Regions from separate parts of the Homo sapiens genome. Here region 2 is linked to region 1. Evidence: chromatin loops called from intact Hi-C (ENCODE). Cell type or tissue: GM12878. All regions are shown on one strand. Each heading gives the region's core, and the rest is flanking DNA. Links, peaks and the distances in the headings are about the cores only. Region 1 overlaps ZBTB7C (zinc finger and BTB domain containing 7C). Region 2 overlaps ZBTB7C (zinc finger and BTB domain containing 7C).

Region 1 (15,311 bases), core at 3,948-11,947:
TCTGTGTTTCCCTGACTCCATCTACTCTCCCACCCCTCACCTCTCCTGACCTAACAGAAACACAATTAAAATGTCACTTCATTATCTATTCACTGAAAGCCACACTGGAACTGCACTCCCCACAAAGGCCAACTTCCCCCAGCAAAATCCGCCTTAAGGGTGCCCTCATGGCCTGTGCATTGGGGTGATGGGGTTCCCAGCTGCTTAACTGCCTTCCACTATATCACCAGCAAGTGGACCAAAGACCCTGCCTCAGCATTCTTACTGTGCTGAATGATGGGCACCTGCTTGCCAGGCCTGTGCCAAAGAAGCCCTCTACCCACACCCCAAGGGCTAACTAGTATCCAGTCTTCCTATTCTGCAGGGGGCATCTGGACCTGAACAGGGACTCATCCATCAAAGCTCTTGGGGGGCCTGGCAGCCTCTCCAGAGAAGGATGCGCAGACTGAGGTGAGAGCTGGGGTCTCTGAGATCCACCCACCTGCAGAAATGCTGGATTTGAGGGGAGGCAGAGAGGCATCATGAACACAAAGAAAGTTCCCACCCAGAGGAGCTCACCAAACCCGGGGCAGCCTCAGGGATGAGCATTTTCAGACATGTTCAGGAAGACATGGCTGGGATGTTGGATTAGGGGATGGGGCCAGCCCTCCCACTGGTCCTCAGACCTTTAGAGGAGGCCAGGAGGAGAAAAAGAGCCATTGACACCTTAACAGAGTAAGCAGGTACTCTTGGGAGATCCCCTCCACACCTATGAAGTCATTCAAAGCCTGGGATCCGCAGGTGCCTCTCCCAGAGCCTTCCTCAGTTCACTCACCTCACTAGGCCCACCCCACTCCTCTGCACCTGTCCCCTCTGCACTGACAGATGACCGAGAACCCCCCGCCCCTGTACGACTGCAGAGGCCTCTGTGGTTGCTGTCCAGGCCTTTCATGGGAGTGTGGTGCCTTCGCCAGGACTAGCCCTCCCCCTGCCCCACAGGGCAGGGACCCTTCACTTTCTGATCCCACAAGGAGCTGTGCCCTGGGTTCTGCCTATAGCCTACACTCAACTGTCTCTTACCAGCCACCTACCTGAAAGTGGGGCATTAGAATCTGGAACCTAAGGTTGGTAGGTCCCAATCTGCTGGACCTGGACTCAGAGACTCCCTTGGCAGTAGAAGAAGATGGCACCAGGTCTCACTTAACTCTTTCTCTGGCCCTGCCTGAGCCTTGGAGCCCCATGGTCCAGTGCTCACAGGCCTGGCCCCAAGTTAAACAAGAGGACAAAGCCCAGCTTGTGGCTTCTTCCCCGAGCTGGCTGATACCTATTTTCCCTAAAGGAGGAATCCAGGCTGGCTTTGGCCATCTCACCCCCTCCTGGAGAGCAATGGGCATGCCACACTGGGCACTCTTTGAGGTCAGGCACTCAGCCTTCTTTCTTCTGAATTCCTCTCTCCTTCCAGCCCTCACTTCCCCTACCTAGGCCAGGCCCTTCACTCTAGGAAGAATATCCCAGGAATCATCCATCACCAAATTCTAGGAGCTGATCTCAGCAACTATGCGGCTGGAAGGAGCCTGGAAAATCCACTGTGCCCATGATGGGAATGACCATTAATGCCTGGAGGGCAAGGATGCTGTACCCATTCCTGCAGCCCCAGCCCCAGCACAACCCAGACAGAGGGCTCTCAGCAGAGGCTTCCGGAACTGTGCTTGAGTCCTAGCTTGCTGTCTCCATGGCTGCCCTGGAGGCTGGCCCAGAGCAGGCACACAGTAGGCATCTGTGAATGAAGCAACAGGTGCCTGCCGGGTCCTAGCTCCTGGGCTGGGCACTCTGACTACTTTATGTGGGGCAACAGCCCTGCAAGGTAGATACCATCATCCTATTGAATGGATGAGAAAATGGAGGCTCAGACAATTTAAGTGGCTTCCCTGAAGCCACTTGGCAAGTATCAGGCCAGACTTCAAGCTTAATCCTTCCAGTCTCTGAAGACTGTGGTCTTTCTGTTTTCATGTCAGCCACTCAGTCCACGCATTTGGGGATTTCAAAGTCGAATAAGAAGTAGCTCCAGCTCTTGGGTGGTTCATACTGAAAGAGGCAGACAGTTTTGTTCACAGCTACCTGGGACAAGAAACAGACGTGGCCAGGCCTGCACCCAAAGCTGAAACCTATTGTGTAGGCTGCAGGCAGAGGAAGAAGGTCACTGTTCCTCTGTAGTTTGAGAAAGGTATCTGGGAAGAGGTGGCAGTGGATTCGGCCACAGACAGGACATGATGAGGCTAAGGACGCATTGAGGATGGATTTTAAGCTAGTGGGAAGATGGGTGGGAAGATGGGTCTGCATCAGGGGCTTCCCAGTGCCCTTAAATGTCATGATGGCCCGTCAGGCAGCCATTTGCACAGCTTGGTGGAGCAGGCAGGGGGGCACGGAGGGCTGGCGGCTGGGAATCTGCCCAGGACCTGTTAGGTTTCTCAGCCGGAGCTGCAGGCCTGAAGCAGGTAGAAGGGTTGGGAGCTGGGAGCGGAGTCTGTGTGCCCTGTCTCCATGAGTGTGTCTGGGAGATTCGGGTGACCTCCTGGCCTCCATCAGTGGGAGCTGGGGGAGAGGGAGACCAGCGAGCTCTGAAGGACGCACCCGCCACATCGTTGCACACTTATTTTTCCCAAACACTTGACTGACGTGACCCACGGGGCCACAGGGAATGGCCTTCACTGGGCTGGCAAGTCGAGGGCAATGATAGCCCTCAGTTCCTTGGGCGGCCCCTCCCTCAGGGAGCTGGCCCGGGGCGAAGAGGGCCTTGGACTTGCTGCTCTGTCCCAGGCCAGCCTGCCACAGTAGGGGTGGGAAGGGCCGCCTGGTCCTGTCTGCTTCTCGCTTTTTCTGTTTTCAGGGTCAGCACAGTTCAGGGAGGAGACACAGACTGTCGGGAAGGCCTCCTGCAGAGACAGAGGAGCACAGGCACTGTCTAGGGGGTGGTGGGAGGGGACTGTGGGGTGGAACAGCAGCCTCTGGCACAGCCATGAACTCACTGCAGAGTAACTCACTGCAGAGCCTTCCCAGGCCTTGGTTTCTGTTCTGAGAATGGAGGCCTTGGAGCAACTTGAAAGCTCCGACTTTCCTCTAGTTCTTGAACATGCCATCTTCCTCTTCCCAAGATGTTGCCAGACAGGAGTGGACAGTTAGTTTACTTCAGGTTTTGCTAATTTTCTATTCCTACATTGTGATTTGAACAGTTCTGCTGTTAGACCCAAAACCTGATTAAGAAAATCAGTAGATCCCCTCAAAGTCCAAGAAACTCATGATGATTAAGCATCCACTCCACATCAGGCCCCACGCCAACTGAAAAGGTTTATGTGGATTATCTCATTTAATCTTGATATTAACTCTGGGAAGTGGCTGTTATCATCCCCATTTCCCCCAGTTTGGCATAATTTCTTAAAGTCCTGCAGTGGTTTCCCAGGACCTTCAGGATAAAATCCAAACTCCTCCCAGCCCACCCTTCTAGCACCGCACCACTCCTAACTGGGCCAGTCCCTCATGGATGGACTGCTTCTCCCACACACAGTCTCAGGGCCTATGATACGTCCCCCCTTCCCATCCATTCAACTTGTATCTTTCCAAGGCCTGGCAAATCCTTCTCTCCAAGGAAGAGTAGGCAGTAGTGGGAGGCAGGTGAGGCCCTAGGGCACCACATTTAAGGAGGCACTCACTGTCAGGTGCCAGGCCTGCACTTGCATGCTCCTGAGAGTGAGCACCTCCTTAAATTTTACACTGAGTGCCTCACTTGCCTCATCCTTGTCCTGGCCCTGCCCCAGAGACTCAATGCCCAACCCAAAGGACCTCTCCCTCCTCCAAAGTCCACAGCCCTTCCTGGTAGGTCCTGTCACTGGACTGTGTCACGGGGACTGATCTTGATGCCTCGTGTGAATGTCCATCACTACAGGGCAGACACCACTTGTCCCCTGTCCCCATCCTAAAATCAACAGGGCTTGCTCCAGCTTCCAAATTGGCTCCCCATCTGCCCTCCTTCATCCTCCACCCCATCAACCTGGAATTCCAATTCATCTTTTAGAATCTATATGAAAATTATGGTTTAGCACTGTATAGCCATTAAAAATTACGTTTCCACATGGGTGAATTCTTCTATAACCTGGCTGTAAGAAGAAAAGATTGGATAATTTGACTATACAAACAAATTTATATGGCAAATCCCATAAGTAAAGTCACAGGCAAATAATAAACTGGGAGAAAATATTTGTCACATATATCATAGACAAAGGGCTTAGTATATAAAAGATTCTTAAAAATTGAGGGACAAAGAACCAAAAACCCAATAGCAAATGGACAAGATATAAAGACAATTCACAAAAGGCAATATTAAAAATGATCATTAAACATATGAAAAATTTTCAACTTCACTCATAATAAAAAAATGAAAACTAAAATTATAATGAGATAACATTTCTTACCAGTGAGATTGGCAAGAATTCCAAAACTTGACAATAACGTCTGTTGGCAAGGTCGTGGGAAAACAGGAATGCAACTGACACAACCCCATGGAGGGGAATCTGGCAACGCCTAACAAAACTACATCCTCTTCAACTTGATAATCCCATTTTTAGAATCCCAAGCATATGAAACACACATGCACAAGCATTGTAGCATTATGTAATTGCAGAATATGAGAAGCTACCTAAGTGGTCATCCGTAAGAGAGCAAGTGAATAAACCATGACACATACACACGATGGAGTATTATGCAGCTGTAAAAAAGAGTGAGGAAGACCTCTATGGGCTGATATGAAGTGACTGCCAGGAAATATTACTGAATGAATAAAGTAAAATGTAAATACATCTAAATCTGTATTTACCTACCTACCTATCTATCTATATATAGTGCTACCTTTTCTGTGAGAAAGAAGGGGAAATAAGACAACATATAATTTTGCTTCTCTTTACACAAAGAAATAGATGCATAAGCAGAAAACAATTAAATTGGTTACCTACAAGGAAGCAATGGGTTACAGAGGAGAGTGACATATCTCCAACTATACCTTTCTGTATATCTCCAACTATACCTTTCTATCTCCAACTAAACCTTCTATCTCCAACTGTACCTTTCTATTTGACTTCTGAAAGCATGTTCATGTCCTACATATTTTTAAAAATTAATTTAATAAGAATGAGAAGGAAAAAAATCCCTCAAACTGAAAAAAAAGGAACCTAACTGTAGTTCAAATAAATACTATAACCACACTGAAGGACAGAAAAAATCAGGAAGGAAAGACTAATCCTAGTAATTTATGAACATGGCATGGTGAGGTGGGGATGAGAGGAAGGTTTGTTGGTTGTAGTGATTTGGGTGAAACAATTCTGAGAGTATTTTTAGATGTAATATAGGATGAGCAAAGGAGTGAATTTTGTTGACAGTTTGGGGAGCCGAGGTTTCACTGCTGAAGAAGGACATGTAATTATGAGATGGGGAAGGCAGGAAACAACCATGTAGAAATGGATTGGAATCAGAGGTATTGGTATGGATTCACAATTTCTAAAATACAAATATGTCAGTGTATGTGCATGTGTATGGGTGAATAGTACATGGATGTATAGGTGTATGGATGCATGTATTTCCTAGTGTTTTGTCCCCTGAAAGGGCCAAGGTGCAAATATACCCAGCAACGAGCAAACCCAGATCTGGATGTCTAATACCATTCCTCGCTAAAAGGAACCAGAGCCCCCCAGAGAAATTACTGATGCCAGGGCTGGTGCAGGGTAGGTGCAAGATAAGCCTGGAAATCTCTTCTCATACCAGAAAGTAAGAACATACTCAAAATAGGGATAGTGGTGTATTAAAATATCATAGGTGAGAAATACTAAACCATTGGAAAAACCAGAGTTCATCATTCTATGCAGATAATAAATAAAAACATTCTGTTGCTTACAGTAGAATGCAAAGGGCCCATTGGCAAGAATGGAGGCAGTGCTGGAGTTGGAAATGCATCATTGTGCAACCTCATGTTAATGACTGGATGGGCCAAAAGTCATCAATGGGTGCTACATCTAGGGAGAGACCGATGAGGAGCAGGGTACTGCATGGTTTTAAAATGTCTCCCCATAGACCACTTGCTAGTTCCAAGGGAGAAAAAAAAATCATCCTATAATGGAGAAATCAGACACTGCCTGGACTGAGGGATCAAAATTAACATCACCAATGAGGGCCTCCTGATGATGCCCTGAGAAGAACCAAGAGGGCTTATGCAGGGTTCTGTCCAAGAATACATAACCTGGATTCTAATCAAGAGGAAACATCAGACAAATTCAACATGAGGAATATACTGTCTTACAAATAAGTGGGGGCATTGTATTCTTCAAAGATGTCCATGTCATAAAAGACAAAGAAAGGCTGTGAAAAGGTTCCAGATTAAAGGAGATAAAGAGACACAACTAAATGCAATATCCAACCCTAGATGAGATCTACTTGAGGGAGAAATGCTGGGGAGAACATTATGAAGTTAACTGACAAAATCGGGATACAAAGAATAGATTAGATTAAAGTGTTGTATAAATGTTAAATGTATTGGTCAACCATGCTATGATTATGTCAGAGAATATACCTATCCTTGGGAAACACATGCTGAAGTATGTAGGGGTGAACTTACCTTCAAATGGTTCAGGAAATACACGTGTGTGTGTGTGTGTGTGTGTGTGTAAGAAAGAACACAAATGATTAAGCAAGTGCTGTAAAATGTTAACAGCAGGTAAAACTGAGATATAAGAATACAAGGATATTCTTTGGATTATTTTTGTTTGCAGTTTCTCTGTAATTTAAAATTTTTCCCAAATAAAAAATTTAAATGTATGTTCCAATATTTGAAAGATGCTTTCTTCTCTGTAGGAGTGGACTCTCCTCAGCCAGGGGACTGCCAGCAGGCAACCAGGCCAGGGAAGAGTTCCTAATCAAACCCATCTGGGTTCAGTGTGTGGCCTTGGAGAATTCACTTGACCTCTCGCGTCTCTGCTCCCTCCTGTGGGGCCATGCCCACCTCATGGTCTTGGGACAATTAAAAGAGATGATGCCTGCAAGAACTTGGCCCAGGCCCCCCATAGGGTGTGCTGGACATCTACGGGAACTATTACTTCACTGGTAGTGTTTTCATCAGCATAAACCCCTTTAGGGCACAGAGCTGAGAGCTGTCTACATTTCCAAGAGCCATTTCTGGCCTGGAGCAGGACAATGAGCCAAGAACAAGCAGGGCCAGCTGGAGGGTGGCTTCCACCAGCAAAGTGGTCCCCTCGCCCTCCTGCTTCACCCTCAGGCCTCAGCTTCTAGAACTCAGGCCCTCCTGCTCTCTGCCTTGACCACTTGCCCTCACCTGCAAAAGCCTTTCCTTTTGGCTGGCACTTCTTCAAGGCCCCCTCCTGGTGACTCCTGTGACACCTTGCTAGAACTATTCTAGTCCCCTCCTTCAGCTCCTTCTTTGAGTAAGGGACCTGAGGTGGCATTTCAGTGTGGATTCATTTATGGCCCCATCTCTCCTCTTCCAGGGAAACATTTTGTGACAGTGCCATCATTCTTGTGTTCCTGGCAAAAGGAACTATAATTCCTGGCCAACAGGAGGGTGTGTGCGTGTGTGTGTGTATACGCATGTGTGTGTTTGTGTGTGTGTGTCTGTGAGCTGTGGACTTTCTTGGAGGCCATGAAATCGCCCCTCAGGCCAGGCCTGGCCTGTTGAGAACCTGGGTCCAAGTTCTTGGGTCCAAGAACTTGGGGCCAAGGCCTGTGCTGTTGTCTTCCACTTGTCCCTCCCACCCTACTCTGCTCTTCTTGTGCCCTGGGAGGCCGACCACTGCAGACACAGCAACGGGCTCCCTTGCCTCTGGCCTCCTGTCAGCTCAGCCTGTAGGGCCCTAGGTGGAGAATGGAGGAAGGGAGTTTGGGGTTTAGAGTTGGGGTGTTTAATGCCTTGTATCCCTTTCTCCAGGGAGGCCTCAGACCAGCTGTATCCCTGGACCAGAGGTCACAGCGCTGGTAAGGTGGCCCCTCCACCCCACCCTCACTGTCTCTACTTCCAGCAGCCCCTCCCTCTCCTTGCCCAGCCCCTCCCTCTCCTTGCCCCTTTAGTGCCCCTGGGTGTAACAGCTCCCCAGTGTTCACAGCCCTGGGGTACTGCACTGGGTCTTGAGAGTTCCCTGCACTGGCACTGGCCTTTGAACTCAACTCTCCAAATTGTCTATGAACTGAAGTTTGCCACCTGTTTCCTGCCATGCCCCTGACTCATGCGGACCCCTGTGGAGGGAGGCAGTGCCCTCTCCCTTAATGTATTTGGTACTTGTCTGCACGGGAGGCCCCACATTGCCATGCTCAGGGAGGGCATCTCAGGGAGGGCATCTCAGGGAGGGGATCTGCTGCGAAGCCATTCGCACTGCAGAACAAAAGCAAGGGCTACCACGTCGGGCCTCTTCTGCCTGCTGCTTCTTGTTCCAACTTCATTTCATCTTTTCATAAGTTACTGTTCTGTGAGAAGCATTACAAGAAGGAAATTAAAAGAGAGAAAAGTTGGTGGAGGAATACCTTTCTTTCTTTCTTTTTTTGGTTTAAACCTTTTGTTATGATCTCTTTAGGAGCCTGATCCAACTAGAGGGACATGTGGCAGAATATGTTCTTCAAAATTAGTTCTGAGAGACACTTGGGGCTCTTTATTATTCATTCTATTAAAATCAAAATATTAGCTGATGCCTGTCGCATCGTCAGAGCGGGTCTGGCAACTTCTCTGATGCATTGTCTACTTGAAAGTAAAGACGAAGGCCTTTCATGTGGAAGCCTCTATCAGGTCCATTCTGTTCTCCTGCTTGTAATGACAGAAAAACCCTGGCCTGCTCTGTGTCTGAGACACTGACAGATCCAGGACAAAGCAGTGGAGCCCATCATGTGTCCCATTGTGCCAGGGCCCTCTGGGCAAGGCTGCCTCTTCTGGGGCCCTACCTCTCCCCCACCAAGGGTGGCCATGGAGCAGCAGGAGGACCCCTCCTGGTCCCAGGAGTGTGGCTTCTCATATTCATTGATTTTGAAGTGGGTGGAGGGGACAATGCCAGGGACCCTGAGGCTTAAAGATCAAACTGCCTTGCCGTTTCCTTGGATGCCCTCTGCTGCCCTTACTTCTGGAAGGAATACCATAATGCAGATAATTCCATTTCTCCAGCAGGAACAAACCAATCTGGCTGTGGCGCTCTGCTCTAGAGCCACCCAGAGGTTGGCCTGATGTTTTCACTTGGGGCCCTAAGTAAACAGAGAAGTTCTTAGCTCAACAGAGGCTTGTCTTTTCTGAGGACTGTAGATGGGACCAGAGTCCCCAACCAATAAGGGATCCTGCATGGCTGAGCAAGGCTTGTGCCTGGTGGCCGAGTTACACAGCAGATGAATGCATGTCACTTGGGGGCCTTCCAGCCAGCTGTGGAGAAAGACTCTCCTATGCTGGATGTGGGGAATGTGGGGGCTTCAGGTGCTCAAGGAGGCAGAGATTCCTGGGGGCTGGGTGGGCTTCCCAGGGCTGGTGGGATCAGACAGGTGGTTAAGCACCAGGAAGGAGAGAGAAAAGGGAAGAGCCGGGAGGAATGTGAGTGACCAGCTTGGAAGCCAGGGTGGGAGACCATCTCGGGAGGGACAGGAAAGGAGCATCTGTTGGGGGAGTGGTCAGAAGTCAGGCTGGAATGCCCTCGACTGCAAAGAAGATATTTCTCTCTCCTTCCTTCCTTCCTTCCTTCCTTCCTTCCCTGCGAGGAAGATATCCCTCCCTCCCTCTCTCTCTCCCTTCCTTCCTCCCTTCACTGCAAGGAAGATATTTCTCCTTCTCTCCCTCCCTCCCTTCCTTCCTTATTTCCTTCCTTCCTCCCTTCCCTTCAAGGAAGATATTTCTCCTTCCTTCCTTCCTTCCCTCCCTCCCTTCCTTCCTGCAAGGAAGATATTTCTCCTTCCTTCCTCCCTTCCTTCCTTCCTTCCCTGCTTCCTTCCTTCCTTCCCTGCTTCCTTCCTTGCTTCCTTCCTTCCCTCCCTCCCTTCCTTCCTTACAAGGAAGATATTTCCCCTTCCTTCCTTCCTTCCTTCCCTGCTTCCTTCCTTCCCTCCCTCCGTACCTTCCTTGCAAGGAAGATATTTCCCCTTCCTTCCTTTCCTTCCTTCCTTTCCTTCCTTCCTTCCTTCCTTCCTTCCTTCCTTCTTTCCCTCCCTCCCTCCCTTCCTTCCTTCCTCCCTTCCCTGCAAGGAAGATATTTCTCCTTCCTTCCTTCCTTCCTTTCCTTCCCTCCTTCCTTCCTTCCATCCATTTCCTTGAGCAATCCTAAATTCAATATTAATCTCCCTAGACCTTCTTGTTGATAAATGTTGATTTCCCCAGCACACCTGTTCATATTTCAGATGGAAATGTATTATAAAATCACACCATTCGCTGGTGATTACCACGGTAATCAGGCACGCTCATTGACAGGCCAGCACTCCTCTTGAAGACAAGGGTCTGGAGACAGAAGCTTTCATGTCACCTATGCCATGCCTGGGGAGAGAGGGAAATGAAGCAGGCATGGGTGGTGTTTGGGAGGGATGGTTTCCTTCTCTGGGGAAGTCTTGGCAGACAGCACAGCCCCAAGGGCCCAGGAGGGCTCTGTAGGGTGATGGGGGGGTGGGCCAGACAAGGGCAAGTAAGTGGGAGGGTAAGGCCCGCATACCTTGGTGTTCTACAGTGTATATACAGCTAGCAACACTTTTACGGGATCCATGGCAAGAGATCTGAGCTACCAGGATCAGGTATCTTAGTCAGAATATCATTCAACCTCCCACCAGGTGTAGGAACAATCTCTACAGCCTCCTAGAACATCACAAAGATATAATTATTATTACTGCTTCTCTGTATCATAGGATTATGGTTTAGGGTCTGACGAAAGCCCAGGCTGTTTGAACTGTTACTTAGTCTTGATGCAGTCCATTTTAAGTTTTCTAACCAGACTGCTTGGCTTCAGATTCCAATTCTAGCACTTACTGGCTGTGTGACCTTGGACAAGTTACTTAACCTCACTGTTACTTTTCACTTGTAAAAAGCAGATAGTATAAGTTTCCAATGCATAGGATTGTTGTGAGGATTATGTTAATTAATAAATGTAAAATGGTTGAAATAGTGCCTGTTACAGAGTAGTTGCTTAGAAAGGTGAGCCACTGAGATCCTGGAGTCACCCCTTTATCTTCATAGAAGAGGGAACTGAGGCCAAACCATGGGGAAAGCAGATAGTAAGGACTGGACTGGACTGGACTCTGAGCTAATGCTGTTCATATGAATGACACTCTATCCCCTTGCTCTCTAAGGCTAAGGAAACCTTCCATGCAGGAGTGCTGTGAGCTGAGCAGTGCATAAGAAAAGAGTGTTTGTGGGAATCAGCATTTTACCACCTGGCAGACCTGCCTGGGCTGTAGCAGAGCCTCCCCACTCAGTGGACAAGGGACAGGAGGGATCAAAGGTACAGCCACTATCCTGGGCTTTGCACAAACATTGCCTCGCCTCCTTCTCCTGGTACCCCCATGTTATCCTTTCTGAACAAAGAGGCAACTGAGGCCCCAAGAGCCCAAAGCTGCATGACAATGACGGTGAATCAGGACTGGAACCCAGACCCCCTGCCTCCCTACCCACAGCTCTTTCAGCTCCCTTTCCAAATATATCAGCTTGCTGCCCTCTGGCTGTCCTGTTTTCTACCCAAAACTAGGACCTCGTCCACCTTCTCAAGCCCAGTCACCCCCTTACTCCCACTGAAGCCCTGGAATCTTAGGCCTAGTGGGGTTGCAGGTTCCAGAGTACTTACATCCTTAAAGGACATAAACATCTGTAGCCTTCAGTCACCCCCACAATTGCCTATGCATGTTAGATGTGTCTACTAAAAACAACCACTATAATAGTTGTAGCTGCCTTTATTGCTTATTCTGTTTTAGGGTTTACGCTACCTTCTCTTTTTAATATAATGATATTTGTCATTAATTGAATTATTTTACATCACACCAGACATCGTATAATCCAAACCAGGCCAGGAGCTGTGGGCTCTGTATTACAGCACCCACCCCACCAGAGGCAGCTGACAGGCCATTATTCTGTGTCCTGCAAACTCTGTGCAGTGATAAGGAAACTCCACCAATTTGATGCTTTATCTGGTTGCAGGTTGAGGAAAGATATTATTTCAATCAAGATAATGATTCTACTTCTTGAACGGAAATGAGATTTTTTTTCATTGCCTCATGGGGGTGCCACCAACATCTGTCTCCGGGCTGGAACAGGTCATGAACAAGTTAGAGGATTTTCTTGTAACCTGAGAGAGAGTGTAAACATGAAGGAGAACTGAAAGAAGGGAGCTTGCTTGCAAGAGAAAAACATATCTGCCAGGCCTCCACGATTATAAAATAAGCTCAATTTGGAAAATGTACACTGGCATTGAACAGAGCATTCAAGACCGAACTTCAGAAGGTAAGTGTCCGGTGTGAGCCCTACAGCCTGGAATTCAAGTGAGGTAAATGGCCTAAAAATGCCATGATAATACCAAAGATGCACAGAGGAGACTCAGCTATGACAGGACCTTAGACGTCTTCTAAGCCTGTTGTCAGGCAGTGTGGATCAGCTGTGTAACTGTGCTGACGGATGACCTAGCTCCTGTTTCAGCCCCTTCTACCAGAGGGGGCTCGCCACCAAAAGAACCCATTCCATCTTGGACCAGATCCTGTGTTGAGGAAGTACCTCCAAATTATAGTCAAGTCACTGAATAAAAGGAAACCACAGTGAAAACTCACACGGTGCTGACAATGCAGGAAATCTAAATGCACTTTGGAAACAGAATACACAATATGCAAATGACATCAGATAATAAATGCAGGGAGACCTCAATGATTTGCACTAAATAGTGAAGTTAGTGAAATTTTAAATTATTTTAAATATTTGGGAATTCCAGGGGCTGTCATGCGGTATCTCAAATAATTTGCTTTAAATAATAATTTAAATTTTATGTATAATTTGCTTTAAATAATAATTATTATTTGCAATGAGAAATAAAAATAATTTATTATTTGCAATTAGAAGTAAAAATAATTTTCAATTCCTATATCAATTGTTTATATAGTAACTCTAAAGAGTTCGAAAACGTTTGTAAAGTTCTTATGCATTTTAAACATTCCACTGAGAGCTGAATCAGGCTATTAATTGCTCCCTCTCCAAAGAAAAGGCCTATTTCGGCTCAATCCCTTCTGGAATAACCCCAACTGCTGACTCTAAAGACCCAAGAAGGTGGCACCTTTCTATACTGCATCAGATTCACCAAAATTTTGGAATCTAAACCACAGTCTTGTTGGTTGTAGACTATCATTGGAAAGTAACACAAAACTCTGGCAATATTGGTTGTCTCTAGGACAGGAGCCTGCTTGAGGCCAGAGGTAGAGGGGAGACTTTTTACAATATACCTTCTGGTACTTTTGAATTTAGAGCCTTGAGACGATACTGTCTGTTAAGAATAAAATTCCAGTTAAAAAAGCACATGTTATTTTCAGTTAAAAAAACAGACTTCGGGATTGATTTCTATTTTAATACCTATACTCCCAAAATACAATCTTACTGCAATGAAAATTACTGCCAGGTCAGTGAAAATGACATTTGGCTGTCTTGACAAGAGTGGTGCTCACACGCATGAGAATAAAAGCAATTGATGCCCTGCCCAGGTCTCTGTACCTACTCCCCAGCTGCTGAGTGTGGTACACAGCTTTCACTCATGACATTCTCGGGTCCTTGCTCTTGGTTGAGGTGATGCCTTGGAAGCTGCACCACCAGCAACACTCTGGGGGCAGCTGCTGACAAATAAGGGGACACACAAGCCCTGCCCCCTGCCTCCAAGTCAGACATCACTGCAGTGCAGTTGATGTGGACCAGACCCAGGGAGACCTGCCCTGAGACCACATTCCCACTCAGCTCTTGCTTCTTTACCCTGCTTCCCTCTCTCCTTGACAAGTGTTTCCTAAGAGCTCTCCCTGGATACATCACATCCCACTGAAAACTGACTCAGGCTCTGCTTCTAGGAAGCCCAACCTAAGTCAGTCACCAGTGGCTCAAAATGAAGCCCTCCAGCATCTTTTCAGAGGGTTGTCCCAGGAGTTGGAAGCACACGTGAGCCTTCCTCCTTGAAGGCAGCACCATAACCACCTTCCTGCCTTGCCGAAGACCACCAGTCTGACATAATACAGCCCACGAAAGCCAGCAACAGCAAAACATGGACATCCAGAACAGACAGAGTTCTGACAACTGGACCCCGTGGCGCAGCACAATGATGACTCTTCTTCCCCAGGATGAATAAGCAGGAGGCAAGGGCTGAGCCAAAAGGACCTGTTGCATAATCTGAGCAATGTCCAGTTATGTGCAGCGGAAAGTCAGTGTGGACGTCTTAGGCAGCTCTACCACTTACTAGCAGAGCAAACTAGAGCAAATATTGAATGATTCTGAGCCTCAGTTTCTTCATCTGCAAAATGGGAATACTGGATAGAGCCTTTGTAAAGCACCTATGAGGCAGTACCTTCAAGAGTGCTGCAAATTGCTCATCCAATGTGAATACTGGCTGTTGTTATGGAGATTTATAACTAGCTACCTTCTCCTGCTTGCTTGGGACAAATATTAATTAATCATCATTAAATAAATATATCCCAGCTGCCCCTCATCCTGAGCACAGTACCTAGAGCTCCCTGCGTGAGAAGTGGCTCTGGGGGAAAGGCAAGTGGACAATTGGGAGTGCTGTATTGGTGACTGTCCGCCAGGAGCTCAAGATGTGGCCCCATTACTGGCCTCACAGGGCTCTGGTGGCCCTTGGCTGCAGCTGTGTGGAGAATTTTCTCTCTCTCTCTCTCTCTCTCTGTCTTTCTCATTCCCTCTCTCTCTCTGAGACAAAGGGAGTATCTCCAATGCAGATTTCCTATAATCTACTCAGTGTATAGACTGATCTCAAATACAACCTCAAGTTTGTGAAAAATTCATGCAGCCATTTTCATATCGTGGAGTGGCCGACAAACAGGCAGAAACTAAATTTTATTTACATAGGTGAAGAATCCTTTATTCCATCCTGATTCTTTGCATCTGGACCATTCCTGAAGCCATGCCAAGCCCTCCAGCACCTGGCCCTGTCCAACCTCACCAGCATCTTCTCCCCTCCCACCCTCAGACCCATGCCTACACCATCCTCCACATAGGCATCCACCCCTGTTCCTTCCTTCCTGGAATGGCCTCCCTCCTCCATCAGTCCAGTTCAAGCCTCTCCTTCTCCAGGAAGTCTTCCCTAACCATT
Region 2 (15,311 bases), core at 4,331-12,330, 54 kb before region 1:
TCTTTTGCATGTATCAAGTGCTGCATTAAAAAAAAAGAAAAATATAAGAAAAAGAAAGTTAATCCATTCCTCTACACCGTCCCCCACCCCCAAGGACAGTGGCACAAATGCTCCCTGGTGCCCTATGTCCCTGCCAGTGGGAGACTCCTCACTGTGCTGAAGGCGAGGCTCGAGCCCAGACGCCCTGTGCATGTCCCAGGCTGCCTCTCCCGCTGGTCTGCAAGCTTCTTGGGGTGGCAATGAAATGTAACTTATCTTTGGACTCCAGTCACTAATACAGTCCCTGGTAAATAGTGCCAGCTCCATGTGTGCTTGCTCAATGAATAGATGAATGTATCAATATTAATTAGCAGCCTCTTCCCAGGACCTACCAGCGATGGCATTTGGAGAGCCATCCCATGCATCCACACCAAATGCTGGAGGCCACCTTCTCTCTCCAGTCCTCAGGGCAGTCTCTGCTGAGCTTGCTGCTTTCTGTCACTGCCATCTCTAGTCTCTAAGCCAATCGCACGGGGGTCCGCCAGTTGCCGGCTTTCCTACCGCTACCCTGGCCTGCTTGCACCCTCCCTCTGCACCCACGGCTCTCTTATATTCCTGCCAACTGCTTGGGGGGCCTCCTCAGCTCTGCTGGCTGTCCTGGCCACTGCTTGCCTGGCCCTGGGCCCTCTCTGTCATTCCTCATCTATTGCTGTTGAAATCCTCCAAGGCCCAGTTCAGGGCAGACCTCCTCTAGGAGGCCCTTCCTGGTTAACCCCACCAGAAGGCTTGAGACCAAATGGAGAAAGCACAGGGCCTGCATTAGGCAGGCCAACTAGTTCTCCTGTCACGCTATGAGTATAGGTCTGCCCTGTGCATAAGGGCATCATATTCCTCAAGGGCAGGGGCTCTATGTTATAATTCTTTCCTAGCTCCCACGGCACTTAGCATACACCTGGGCATCTAAACAGCAAGCTATGATCTGAGAATGGACTTCATTTTTACCTCTCCGGAGGTTCCAGCAATGCAGCTGGGCTGGGCGTGGTTAGAGCTGTGAATGTTGGCACCTGCTGCCCACCCCCAAGGACCCAACAACCAAAGAAACCACACATATTTTCAAGCAAAACTGGATATACCAGAACATACCAGTCCCTCCGTGGACAAAGCAAGGTTTCTGTTCTTTATTAACGATGTGTTTTTCCTATCATTATCTGAAATTTAGATGCCTCAAAATGAAAAGTGTTTTGGAGGCAGGATAGACTAGAATCTACAGCCGAGGTGGGCAGATGGGAGTTAATGGAGAGGCGTGAATAAATGCTGAACTGAGAGACAAGTGGAAGTCTTGGATGGCTCAGGAGGTTCACTTAATCTCACTGTCTCAGTTCCTGCCATACTGAGAGGCAGCCTGCCACAGAGGTTAGAGCATGGGTGTCAGAGAGAGACCACGGGTTGAAGTACTAGCTCAGCTACTTTCCTGCTATGTGACCTTAGGCAGGTTACTTGACCTCTCTGGCCTCCTTTTTTCATCTATAGAATGGGAATAATAAACAGACCTTCACTGGATGGTTGTAAGGGTTCAGTAAGTTAACACTAGTAAAGCACTTAAAACAGGGCCTGGAGCATCCTATGCCCTCAGCCAGAGGTAACTCTTTTTACTGTACAACAAAACACGTGTTCCATCTCACAGAACATTGCTCTGGGATGAGCCTTTATGGTGTCTAATGAGCTACTCAAGCAGAACGAATCTTTAGTAAAACATACCAAACAGCTCCCCAGATAGACAGCACCAATTTCTATTCCTTCCAGAAGAGATGGGTGGGCATATCCACTTCACTGTACCTTTACTTGCCAGCCCTGGCTATTCTAATTTTTGTACAAAGCTTCGTGAAATTGATGAGTTAAAAAAAAAGGCATCTTGGAGCTTTTAACTTCAGTATTTTCATTAACAATCATGATCAATCTTTTCTTCTTCTTCTTCTTTTTTTTTTTTTTTTTTTACTGAGGCAGAGTCTCACTCGGTTGCCCGGGCTGGAGTGCAGTGGCGTAATCTTGACTCACTGCAATCTCCACCTCCCCGGTTCAAGCGATTCCCCTGCCTCAGCCTCCCAAGTAGCTGGGACTACAGGTGCACACCATGACGCTTGGCTAATTTTTGTATTTTTAGCAGAGAGGAGGTTTCGCCACATTGGCCAGGCTGGTCTCAAACTCCTGACCTCAAGTGATCCGCCTGCCTCAGCCTCCCAAAGTGCTGGGATTACAGGCGTGAGCCACTGCCGCTAGCCTGATCAACCTTTTCTTATATGTGAACTGATCATTTGCCACAGGTAATCATGTATTTCTGAGCTGTCATTTCCTTTTCCCCTTTTGTGCCACTGAGATGCATGCCTTTCTTTTAAGGATACAAAAGCTGTTTTTATAGGGTTAATATATTAACTTTTTGGCCATATGTGTTATAAATACATACATATGTTTTAAAACTTTAATAGTAAAAAGTTCATTAAGAAACCTGAAATATTTAGTCTTTGACTTGTTCTTCCTCTTTCTTATCCTAAGAAAACAATCAGTGTTCCTGAGCCAGAATATTCACTCTAGTGCCATTTATATTAGGGGAAATAGAAAATTACCCAATATATAGCTAATGTGGTACATTAGCGTGAGTGAATAGTATGCGACCTAAATTAAAATGAGACTTTCTATGAGTGATTAGGAAATGCTCAGATAAAGTGCTAAGTGATAAAAGTAGCACAATGTCCAGAATAACCTCAATTTTATAAAGTGAAGAAAATTATACATATTTTTTGCAAGGTTGCGAAGCTACATCAAAACATTAACAATATCAATTGGAGTTCTTTCTTTCTTTTTTGTCTTTCTGCCTGATGTGGATTCCTAAGGAGCTTATTCTGAGTGGTAGAATTACTGATGCTTTAATCTTCTTTTACCTTTATGATTTCCTAAATTTTCTATAATAAATTATTTTATAACTAAAAAAAATTTATCAATCTCAAACTTCAGTGTTCATCAGAATCACCTGCACGGCTTGTTAAAACAAAGATCACTGTGTCCCATCCTCAGGGTTTCTGATTCAGTAGGTTCACGGTGGGTCCCAAGACTCTGCATTTCCAGCAAATTCCCAGGTGATGCTGATGCTGTTGGTTCAGGGACACACTTTTGAGAACCATGACTCTACACTAAAGGGTATTATTTCTCCCATTACTTTGTTTGCATCCAGGTTGATGAGATGTAAAACAATGGCACCTGATCTTCTTAATCTTTGAGACTGATAAATTGTTTCCACCAGGTGAGAAGGAGCCAGAACATCAAGCCAGTGCAGGCGCAACCCCAGCGCAGGCGCAAGCCCAGTGCAAGCGAGTCTTTGTTCCTACTGCCAGCCCCATGCTCATGGAAGACCTGCGTTCCACACATTCCTTCCCCTGAAACCACCAGGCACCTCCCTTTCCTTCTCATTTTCCAACAAAGTGCACTTGGAGGAATGGGGGCATTTCTCATTTGTATTCTCATTCAAAATGTATACCTACTTTTTGTCTTTTTTAAATGTTATTATTAATTGAAGACTATATGTCTACGTTTTGAATCATAGTTCATGTGTAACAGGCAGGTCCTCCTGGCCCAACCAGGAACTCCTGGTGGGCCCAGACAGCTTGCTTAGGTCCATCCTGGGTGCCTGGCAAATGTGTGTTGGTTTGCTTGGGTCTCCCCTGAGCTCCAGGACTGTGATAGGCCTGGCAGACACTTTGGTGAGGACATACCAACATAAATAACAATCTCATTGATGGCAGCCCTCCAGAGAAAATGAAACAGGAATGAACTTGTAACTGGCTTGGGGTCAGGTACTTCAATAGCGGGGGTTGAGAGAAGGCACTTTGAGTCTGGAGTGTGTTGGTTGGCATGAGGTTGAAGGGATAAGCTGGACAGACTGAAGAGGGTCCCTTAGGCTGGCGTTTCTCGAACCGTCATGTGCACACAACCCCAGGGATTTTGATTCAGTCAGTCTAGGGTGGGGTCTGAGATGCTACATTTCCAGGTGGGGCCCAAGCTGCTGCTCTCTGGGTACAGCCCTCTGACTAGCAAGACCTTGGGCCACAGTAAGGAATTTGAAATCCAATCTAATTACAAGGGGGAACCATTGAGGAGTTGGAAGCAGCAGACTGACAGATCTTACTTATGGTTTAAAAGATGACTCTGGGGGAGAAACTGTGTGGGAAGGCTCCGAGCAGAAGCAGGGTGACAGGAGATGAGGTGGGAGCTGAGGGCACTGGACCTCAGAGGCAGCCATGGAGGCGAAAGAAGTGGTCAGGTAATGGCTAGGCACGGTGGCTCACGCCTGTAATCCCAGCACTTTGGGAGGCTGAGGCGGGCGGATCACTTGAGGTCAGGAGTTCAAGACCAGCCTAGCCCACATGGCAAAACCTTATCTCTACCAACAATACAAAAATTGGGCATGGTGGTGGGTGCCTGTAGTCCCAGTTGAATCAGAAGAATCACTTGAACCTTGGAGGTGGAGGTTGCAGTGAGCCGAGATCACGCCACTGCACTCCAGCCTGGTGACAGAGTGAGACTCCGTCTTAAAAAAAAATAAAAATAAAAAAGAAGTGGTTAGGTCAGGGATATGTGTAGGAACTAGTGCTAGCAGGACAGGGATGTGTCTAGGAACTAATGGACACTGGGGGAGGAGGGAAAGTGGGAAGCAAAGAGACTCTAACCTGCCCCCAGCAAGTAGGTCTGCACAACCCCATTCACTTGGAGACTAAATGAAGCGGCTCCTTTGGCATCATTCACACAATCAGAGCTCCAGGCCTTGCCTGGCTTGCCTGCAGAGGATGCTGGGAAGGAGCAAGGTCAGTTTGCACACTTACATCCCTGGAACACCAGCCCTGAAGGACAGAAGCATGGCTGCAGGAGGCCGACTGATTTTGGGAGGTACCAAGAGAGTAAGTGGGTGCCTCAGGAGTCTCTGCCAGGACTCCAGGGCAGGCACAAGTCCCCAGAGCTGCCCCTGGTCTTGGGGAAAGCAGCCACTTCTCACACCTACTCCTGCGCTCCCTGCAGAGCCATGCCCATGAGCACTGTTCTTCCCAGGCTTCTACTCCAGCTGAAAGAAAGCTGTCCCTCGAAGACAGAGATCCAGGCCATCAGCAGGCCATAACCCAGGAATTGTGGGTAGGGGAGGAAGAGGAGGTGGAATACCCATCTGGTGGCAAAACCATTGTATAAGCAACTGTCAGACATCATGTGACTGCAACTCACAGTTAGCTTGTGTCCCTCCACTGTCATCAGAGCCCAGGGATGGGATGCTGTCCCAGCTGCTCTTGTGTGTCTCAAAACTTCTACAAATCTTTTCAAGTTGGCTTAATACTCTTTTTTTTTTTTTTAAAAAAATGCACTTACTGTACCAAAATATTAAAGGCAAATTTAAGCGATGTACACATTAGAACTACTCCCAGCCCCCACACTTTACTGACCCTGTATCCACTTCTTAGCTCCCTCTGAGCCTGGATGAGATGCCTCCCATTGGTACATACCTGCAGTAACAGTGGCTCTATGAGGGTGTCTCCCTAGGGCAAATGGGATTCTGGATTTAGCAGCATGTGAAACTGATGGGCAGCAATTCACATGAAGGCTTTTGGATTGAATGAGAGGCTGGGTACAGGTAGGAGATGGCAAGACTGATGGTGTGAGCCATCACCTGGCCTGAGAGGCAGGTTTCCATCTGTAAAATAAGGGCTTAGGAGAGAGGCTGAGCACTGCGGGGGACCTGGGCCCTGATGACAATGTGGGTACAGGGAGAGGGAAAAGGCTGTGCTGGGCACAGAGTGGCTCTGGTGTCCTGAGGGCTCAGGATGGCTTTAGGGGAGACAGTGTTCTCACCAAGCAGCAGCAGAGACCCATGGATGTGGAGGATACAGCATTAAGGCCTGAGCTGACCTGTGCCTGGGGCCCAGTGACATGCTGCAGTCCCTGGTGACTTACAGCATAACAGAAGGTTTCCTGCAGGTCTGGGGAGGAGGTGCCAGGCTCCTGCAGCCGAGCCAGCTGAGCTTGGAGCCATCTAGATCGGGCTGTTCATGTTGCTGTGACCAAAACTCTCAGAGGCTATGGAAACTGAGATCTTCTTGGACCAACAGCAATGCCAGCACAGCCCAGTGTAGGCACAGAGGTGTGGGCAGCACAGTTCTTCAGGGCCTCAGAACCCAGTCCATGGTGCTGTACAGTGTCTGGATCTGTTATTTTAATGGCGTATAATATTCAACTGAATGGATGGTCGACAATTGATATTACCATTTTCCTACCTTTGGCTGATTGTTGGTCATTTTTTTCTCTTTTGTTATGAAAATGTAGTTGTTTCATCTTTATTTTATAGGCACACAGGTGCTGCAGTAGGGTATGAGGGAGGTGGAGGGCAGAGACTATCATGCTGTCCTGCCCACGTGCAAGCTCCCTGTATAAGAGGCCTCCAAGCAAGAGGCACCATTAAATTCATGGTGCCAGATGGTTGCAGCCAATTCTTCTGAGAAGGCCCAGAGCAGCTGAGGCTGGTGAGGGCTGGGATCACAGTAATCCCTGTGATTACTGACTTAATATGTTACAACAGGCTCTGGTGAAGTATCCGAAATGGGCAGCAAAATGCAAGGGTTGGAGTTCAGGTGGTGGGGAGTGGCCTTCCCAGTGAATGAACTAGCTACTTTGGGCTTCCGGGATTCTTGTCCTGCTGTACATTCAGTCCAACCCAGGAGGAAGAAGAACTGCTCACACCTGAGCCTCCACTCTATTAGCACCATTGTAGCTGCTCAGCAAACGAATGAATGAGCAGATGAGTGAATGAACAGACCAGATGGGAGCTGCTTATGTACTGCATGCACTCTAACCGCCCCCCACTCCCAACACACACAAGAAAGTTGAAATATTCCCTCTTGGACTCTGACTCCTTGCAGGAGGGGATGCGGATCTATGGGGCTGGTCGAACTTGTCCTTGGGGCTCTGTCTGGAGGGGCCTGACACCCTGGGCTGTAGCATCTCTCTCCTGGCAGCTGTGGGTACCTGGGTGAGCTGCCCCCAGACACAGAGAGCAAGCAAGCCTGATGCCTATGGCTGTACCTCCATGTGGATCACTGATTGCTTTGTGATCACCCATCAAGTGATCACATGATAGGGGTTGAAAGGGGGACAGAGAAAGCAATATAGGATATACTTCCTCCCTCTAGGAAGTTTACAAACGAATGAGAAAAATGAGTCACATCCAGGCTGCAGAGGGCACAGAGATGAGCCACCCAGATGGGGACCCCAGCTGCTGGGAGCAAGGTCAGCATTCAGCCCTCAGCTCAGGACAGCCCCTTCAGGGTTGCAGAGAGCCACCTGGCCCAAAGTCACGCCTTCCAAGAACCGCACATTCAGCGACTATGCAGGGCGTCAGAGGCCTGGGCGTTTTGGCCCAAGCTGGGACAAACTTGAAGAGGCCCTTTCAGCCCCAGAGGTCCCTGTGGGGTTGGCATAAGTGGTAGGGCTGGCATTGCTGCAGCAACTCCCTCCCTCCCCCTGCCTCTTGCAGGAGTTGATCCCCTGAACACTCCTAACAAACATCCTGCATGTTAAACTGCTTCCTGGTCGGCTGCCCAGAGAACCCAGCCTTTCAAACAGGGAAAACAATACTGAAAAGTCAGTCATATGGCAACATTCAGGGTTAATTTTGTAGTTCAGGCTCTGAGCAGTATAAGAATGGTGAATATAGAAGTAAGTGCTGCAGGATGCATCCTTATAAAAGAGCTCTCCTTAGAAATGATCGTGTATATTTTTATTAATGAGATTGTAAACATAAACATGTATATTACGATTTTTTTTTGTTAATGTGAAGGGTTGTTTCTCTCATATTTTATGTTCGATGTTCAGCTCTGGGGTCCCTGATGGACAAGAGGTGATGTAGCCTGGGGACAGTGAGATGGTTTCTTTCCTGCAGGGCTCAGCCAGCCAGGAAATATGCCAATTAAGGCAAAGCTCTCTGTGAGGAATCATTTGAGTTGTCAAGTTAACCCCATGACCTGGGGATCATAGGCTGGGTACTATCTCCCCAACTCTCCAGGCAGGCTGGGCCCCTTTAATTGGCATCAGTTACTTTGGGGCATGGTGACCTCTACCTAGAAATGTCGGATTCTCTGGAGATGATGAAAAAGCCGAACAAAGCCCGCAGTCTGTCTGCCTGACTGCAACCCTCAGGCAAGCCTGGGATGGCAGGCGGTGGGAATGGGTCCCTCATGTGAATGTATTAGGAGACACTGAGTAGCAGGTACCTTTCCTGGAAGTCAACAGCACATGCTGGAATAGAATCTGCACCACAGTCCTTAGAGCCAAGCAAAATGCAACCAACCACCTTTGAGAACCATGGTGTTTTGTTACTAATTATCTTTTGCACATGCTTTTACTACTCAGTTATTGTTTATCGTATATTAAGTTCATTATTACTACAGAGGAGCCAGCTGGAAGGGGGTGGGGTGAATCTGCATTGCCCCCTGCTGTTCTGTGAGGATTACTAGGGTCTCTGGGCACCTGCAGGGGTTTGGAGATGGTGGGCTGAACAGTTCCAGCACCATGGGATTAAGGCTGAGCACTCACCCTCAGGTAGCTGAGACCCAGGAATCCTGATAGGATGCTGGCTGGCATTTTTGGTTTGGTGTCTGTGAAGTGCTATCTGAGCCAGCCCAGGGGGCTCCAGTTCCTCAAGGAGCAGGGGTGGGTGAGAAAGCAGGAAAGCAAGGACAGCTTTTGGGAATGGACAGGCAGAATTTTAACACTGGTTGGGAGAAAGCCCCTTGCAGTTTTCCCCTCTCTCCACCTCTCTGCTCTGAGGACAGCAGCGGTGGCCAGTTGGGACAGCCAGGATGGAGTCTAGGGCCAGGTCAAGGCAGGAGCAGCAACTGCTGAGCCACACCCTCAGCTTTCATCAGCCGTGGCAGGAGAAACGCCACGGTCACAGGCAGAATGCAGGGGCCACTGGGAAGCAGGGGAGGGGCAGAGGTTTGCTGCATGGGAGCTCTGAGTCAAAAACTACTTTCAAAATTACAGCTACTGTGTGCTAGATATATCGCATAATTTATCTTTTTGATCTTCTCATCAGCTCAGAGGACAGCTATGATTATCCCACTGAACAGATAAACAACCTGGGACTCAGAAGTTCCAAGTAGTCCACAGTGACTCAATTAGAAAGTGGGTGAACTGAGGTGGGAACCCAGATCTAAGTGGATTCTTATCCAGTAAGGGCTTCCTGCTGTGGAAGCCGTGTAAGGGATCTCACTCCTGAATGGAATTCTGGACTAGATAGTGTCCGTAGGAAGAAGGTGGCCCCAGCCCTGAAAGGTGCATCTCCCTCTGGCTGCTTACAGACATCTGTTTTTGCACGCTTGAGCTACTGGTGGCTGGCTGCCTTGCTAGGGAACCCCCTTAATGGGGTGCATGGACAGCCCTCTGTGCCATGGTGTAAATGGCAACTTGTTTCAGGATTCGGCTAACCCTGTTCCCCAGACCACAGCAGACAGGGGAAGGATAACAGAGGTGCTGGCCATAACAATATGATGGCTGGAGACGCAGTGAAGCACTGTGGAGTTGGTCTTGGGGTCAGGCAGATCCTTATTCTGGGTCCACCATCCACCAGGGAAGAACTTTTAGACCAGGAGGGCTTCTGATGTCCTAACATTGTCTGCCTTGCCCCTCATTAGGTGGCTCCAGTAGACAAGGTGATCCAGGGCAGGAACCCTGCCTGGGCAGCCCCAGGAGACACTGTACAGCAGATAAAGTCTGGTGTGGTGTGGCTGCACTGAGGTCGCTAGCCACGCATTCTAAGAATGCAAGATATCATCGTGCAACTCTCTTTACCTAGTGTGCTTTGGGCAAGTGATCCTGGAAGGGCCCTGCCAAGAGGAGGGGAGCTGGCATGCTGGCGGCAGGGTCAGTAGAGAAGCACTGCGCACCGTGCAGTCAGGCTCCCAGGGAGTACTGCACATTTGGCCAGGACTATGCTTCAGGGATACATCATTTTTTATATCATTTGATTTCTTCAAAGGATATCATTTCAAAAATTTACATACAGGTATTTTCTATTTTCCTTTATTACCTCTCAGGCTGACTTTCCCCATTATTATTACCTGTTCTCAGTCTCTGGTAATAATTACTTTAAAAAATCCATTATGAGATAATTCTTCACTATCATTGGTAAGTGATTTAGTCTAAGAGCAGACCAGGATTTTGTCATAGACAGGTCTAAGAAGGGTCTTATTAATCACATCAGAACACCTGTGTCTTTAATATACCCTCTGATACCCTGGGGCTTGAAGACAGCCCTGGGCACCACTCTCCTCTGTCCTTATGAGAGCGGCGCTCTGAGGACAGCCCTAGACAGTGTGACCCCCAGTGGCTCTTGAATCCAATCACCTGGAACTGATTGTGGACTCCAGCCTGTCCTGACTTCCACAGTGTGTTGCTTAGCTGGTCTCAAAAATTTCAGCCCATTCTAGCTCCCCGGGGGAGATGCCCTCATTGGCTTCTTGTTACATGGGGACACCTGCTTGCAGTGGGGCCATTGTGATGAACCAGGCTTGTTATTTGAATGGCATGTGACACTTCCATTGCTTTGGGTTTCATCAATCCCTCTGAGGAGAGGTGTGTGCTGGGAGAAAGGGGGGAGGACCAGAGCTCTATGCTGAGTTTGTGGAGTTCTTCAACCTGGTAGGGGCAATCCTCTTGGAGTCCCTTGTAAGGCTGAGCATTTGTGTGGAGGATCTAAAGTCTTGCTGGCCTCAGGAAACAGAGAAAATGACTTCTACCTTTCCGCCTGGGCCCAGGTCAGAGTGACCATCTGCAGCCTTAGGGCAGGGAAGAAGGGGGAGCAAAAGAAATAGAGATGGGAGAGGGAGGAGGAAAGGGGGAGGGAAAAGAGAACCTTCAAGGTTCAAGGGCAAGAGCAATGAAGGAAGATGCGCGTGGCTCAGTGAAGGTTCTGTGTAAATGGTGAAGGCCACCACTTATGGAGTGTGCACAACAGGCCAGGCACTGATGGCTTTCCTCATTCAGTCTTCACATCAACCCTAGGAGGCTCCATCCCCATTTTGCAAATGGGGAAACTGTAGCACAGAGAGGTTAAGTAACTAGTCCAAGGCCACGGAGCCTGCAGATGACAGAGGTAAGACTTGAACCAGGCCCTGATTCCAGAGCCTATGTGCTAAGAGGCTGTGCCATACTGCTTCATCATCAGTCCCAGCTCAGAGCACCTCCCTGAAGGCTCCCCTGAGCCCTTGGTCGAGACCTCCTCCCCCTGCTCTGACACTGAACAGCACTGTCTCTCTTGTACCACTCAGCTGAATGTCATGCCTGATTCTACAGAATCTTGCTTCATTTTTAGTTCTGGTCTTACCTGGCTAAATGGATGACAACTCTTTAGAAGGAAGGGGCCAAAGACCTGCATGGGTGTCCTACAGGGGTCAGCATGGGGTCCGCACACAGTAGGTGCTGCTTTGTCTTTGCTGATGAGGCATCGCCTTCGATGGCCCCCACTGGTTGTGAGGAAGGCCTTGTGGGCCAGCATTTCTCCTCCCAGGGCCCCACTGTTCTCCCCTCGGTTCTCCCCACGTGAGGCTCACTCGACCTTTCATCCCAGCGTGGGCTTTGGGGTTGGCCGACGCTCAGCTCCTCTCCTCTGCCTGGGGCTGCAGAGAGTTCACCACTGTGTTATTGGAAAAGCTTCCAAGAGTTGGAGCCAGGTTCACTCAGAGGGTGCGCCACAGGAGTGGGAGAGGAGGGATGGGAGGGAACATGGAGAGAAGCTGTCCCCTCGGCAGGGAGCAGTGGCGGGAGAAGGGAGGGAGAAAGAGGCAGCAGATTTGAGAACTCCACAGCTGCGTGTCCACAAGGGCCGGCCAGAGGCTGCCCAGCCCAGCCAAGGGGCCTCCTCCCCAAGGCCTGAGTCATCTGGAGGACCCCGTAAGCTCCATCTTTATGTTCGCTCCATTTGTTCTCCAACCTTCCCTGGGTCATACCTACTGTTACCATGAAGAGCTCCACAGGCCTACAGGAAATCACTCCTGCCTGCCTGAACATCAGCCTCTGGGCTGTCCAGTTCAGCTTGACCTTTGGGAAGCTCCTGGTTCTCCCTGCAATGCCCCGAACCGACTGCTCCCCGCAAGGTGCCCTCACTCTGGCCCTTCATCCTCCTCTCCATTTAGCCGCCTGCCAGGCTGTTCTCATGCACCGGCCACACAAGTGGCTAGAAATGTGGCACGATTAAAGTGGTCTAGGAAGTCCCCTTCCCCAAATAAACAACTGGCCCCATGCACTGCCCAGAGTGCCTGACTTTGCTTTTTCCTTATGCCTGAGTCCCATCATTAGAAATGTCTGCTGGCCGGTTCACAATTGTAAAGATATGGAACCAACCTAAGTGCCCATCGACCAATGAGTGGATAAAGAAAATGTGGCATACATACACCATGGAGTACTACTCAGCCACAAAAAGGAACAAAATAATGTCTTTTGTAGCAACTTGGATGGGGCTGGAAGCCGTTATTCTAAGTGAAGTAACTCAGGAATGGAAAACCAAATTCTGTATGTTCTCACTTGTAACTGGGAGCTAAGCGATGGGTACGCAAAGGCATACAGAGTGGTATAATGGACACTGGAGACTCAGAAGGGGGAGAGTAGAAAGGGGGTGAGGGACAAAAAAAACTACATATTGTGTACGATGTATACTACTTGGGTGAGGAGTGCACTAAAGTCTCAGATTTCACCACTATATAATTCAGCCGTGTAACCAAAAACCACTTGTACCCTAAAAGCTATTGAAATAAATTTTTTTTTTTAAAGAAAGAAGTGTGCGCAGGTAAGCCCTCTCTTTCAAATACAGACACCCTGAGAAGGGGACCATGTGGTAGTGAGTGTCTCTTCCACACCTTAATGTGAATTCGTGCAAAGAACTGGATTTTCCTAATAACTAGGTTTGGTCATCAGAACGAGGGGATGAGGTGAGGGGTTTGAAAGGGTGCTGAGAGCTTAGATGGGATGATTTCGGAACACAGATTCCTGGATGGGCGGGTCTCAGCGGGTGGGGAGAGGAATTTGAGCAGTGTAGGAAAAGCATGAAGATACCAGGGGAAAAAACGTGTGCTGCAAACGCCCGTTTCACTGCCCTCCAAAAAAACTGCCAAAGGAGAGTGGTGAAAAACCAAAGGTCAAAGACACACTCAGGGTGGCTTCATAACTTCCCAATGTCCCCATCTCCTGGTTAGAACCAATGTTTATGTATTAACTGAGGACACACACACACCCAGAGAAAGTCCAAAAAAAAAAAAAAAAAACCACATAGCAATGCCCAGAAAACTACCCCAAACATGTTCCTTTCAAAGCTGCCAACTGAGGAGCCCTCCCTGATCAGTCGGAGGCAGATCAGACCTGTTTCCTTTAATTGCAACTTCCACCCTTCTAGAATTTCTACTCCTCTGCAGGTCCAGGCCACAGAGACATTAATCCCTATTCAAGTGAAACTTCAAGGTTTTTCCTTCTATTAAAAAAATGAAAAACAAAAAACTCTCAAAACACCCCAAAGCAGTGTCTCTAATGTCACTGGTGTGTGCATTTGCCCGGAAGGGAGGGAGAGGCTCCGGGCACGGCACTGCATGGAGGCCTGGCCTCAAGTTTCCTCACCTGGCCTCTCTCTCGTTGAAAGGCAGAAATGCAACCCTTGGTCCCTCCTCCACCCCACCTCCCCACCCCCTGACAGCTTTAATAAACTGTGATTATTTCAGTCCCTACAGCACAGCTGTCCTGTGAATTGTCCAGTCAGGGTTATGGGGTGGAAGCCAAGGTCTGGAGTGTGGAGCTCAGATCTCCGAATAAACCGGCCCTCCCTTTCCCTCCTCTGCCTCCCTGCTCCCTAGCAGGTGGGAGTCAGGAGGAGGGCGGTCTCTGGCTGAGACCAGGGATGACAGAAGCATTTTCTGAGCAGCCTGCTGATGGCAGAGCCCCAGTAGGGGAGGGTAAGGGAGCAGAGCTTGCAGACAGGGTTAGGGGTGGAGTCGCCTTACCTACGTGCTGTGAATGCAGGCCTCTCCAAAATCCTCCTTCATCCCAATCAAGGAGCCCTGAAATTGTACCTCTAGAGATTAACCTCAGGCTGCTTCTCTGCTTAAAATGTGCTGGTGCATTATTTGAGGACAGAAATGGAGCTTTAGTCACTTTGTCATTTACAGGAGGTATTTGGGAAAAGTTGGTTGAATGAGTGACATTCTGGGCCGCTATTAGAAATAATAATAGAAGAAGAGGAGCAAAGCTCTGGGGGCTTTAAGGGAAGTGGGCAGGGATGACCCTGAGTGGGGAGGGAGAAGAAAGTGATGCTAGGTCAATCCTACCATATCACAGTTGTGCACACAGCTAGCCAGGGCAACAACACGGGTGATCTGGTCCTTGCCCTTGAAGAGCGTGACTGTCTTACCAAGTAACGGCCATTTGTATGACTCTGCTAATCCTCCTCCGAGAAGTTGGGAAAATTGTCCTCAACACTCAGAATGGTCAAAGCTGAACTTCAGAAACCATCTACTTAAAGGCTCTCTGAATCATTTTCAGCAGCAGAAGCCCCCTTTTATAAATAAAATTTTGTGCAGAACCAGATCCACACAGATCTGTTTTGCTTGAGCCAGCTGTGTGAATCTCTGTGGAGAACACCAGCGTAATCCATCCAACTCCCCATTTCAAGTCAGGAAATTGAGGCAAAGAGAGGTTAAAAAGTGTTCTCAGACTTCACCACAATCACCTCCAAGCACCCGGTGGCCTCCCTTGAGATTCAACTTCAGTACTTCTTGGGTAGGCATGGGCATCTATAATCTTTTATTTATTTTTATTTTTTACTTTTTTGAGATGGAGTCTTGCTCTGTCACCTAGACTGGAGTGCAGTGGTCCCATCTCAGCTCACTGCAACTCCCACCTCCTGGGTTCAAGCGATTCTCCTGCCTCCGCCTCCCTAGTAGCTGGGATTACAGGTGCGTGCCACCACGCCTAGCTAATTTTTCTATGTTTAGTAGAGATGGGGTTTCACCATATTGGTCAGGCAGGTCTCGAACTCCTGACCTTAAGTGATCCGCCCGCCTCCGCGTCCCAAAGTGCTGGGATTACAGGCGTGAGCCATGGCACCTGGCCTGAAATCTTTTAAAGGACTTTATAGGTGATTGCAACATGTAATCAGGTTTAGGAACTGCTGGACTAAGCACCATTTGATGGTGAAGAGTCCATTCATAGCAGAGCATAGTCCAGGCTGCTCTTGGGTCATACAAGCCAAATTCCATTACGATAAC

The links. Hi-C counts contacts between places; a loop is a spot of excess contacts. Peaks named below come from ENCODE experiments on the same cell type or tissue, not always from the same donor. Only the 100,000 strongest peaks of a DNase experiment are listed, where the experiment ranks them.
Region 2: it touches region 1 in a loop (5-fold over the local background); 5 of 110 quality-filtered maps call a loop at or near these places.

What each region holds. Positions count from the first base shown.
Region 1 is chr18:48,169,959-48,185,269 of GRCh38, forward strand. All of the region lies in intron 3 of ZBTB7C (zinc finger and BTB domain containing 7C), which reads right to left. It overlaps ZBTB7C-AS1 (ZBTB7C antisense RNA 1), which reads left to right. Exons shown (of 5, transcript XR_001753437.2): 3 at 7,958-8,004; 4 at 11,323-11,474; 5 at 12,164-13,474. Among named protein-coding and RNA genes, the nearest start is that of ZBTB7C-AS1, 15 kb to the left of the region's middle. RefSeq lists an enhancer at 2,209-2,709. In GM12878, for the core only: no CTCF peak of the experiment used is centred there; no DNase peak of the experiment used is centred there.
Region 2 is chr18:48,116,048-48,131,358 of GRCh38, forward strand. The region is part of intron 3 of ZBTB7C (zinc finger and BTB domain containing 7C); the gene reads right to left. Among named protein-coding and RNA genes, the nearest start is that of ZBTB7C-AS1, 39 kb to the right of the region's middle. RefSeq lists a silencer at 10,331-10,625 and an enhancer at 11,680-12,278. In GM12878, for the core only: no CTCF peak of the experiment used is centred there; a DNase peak (open chromatin) is centred at 9,064.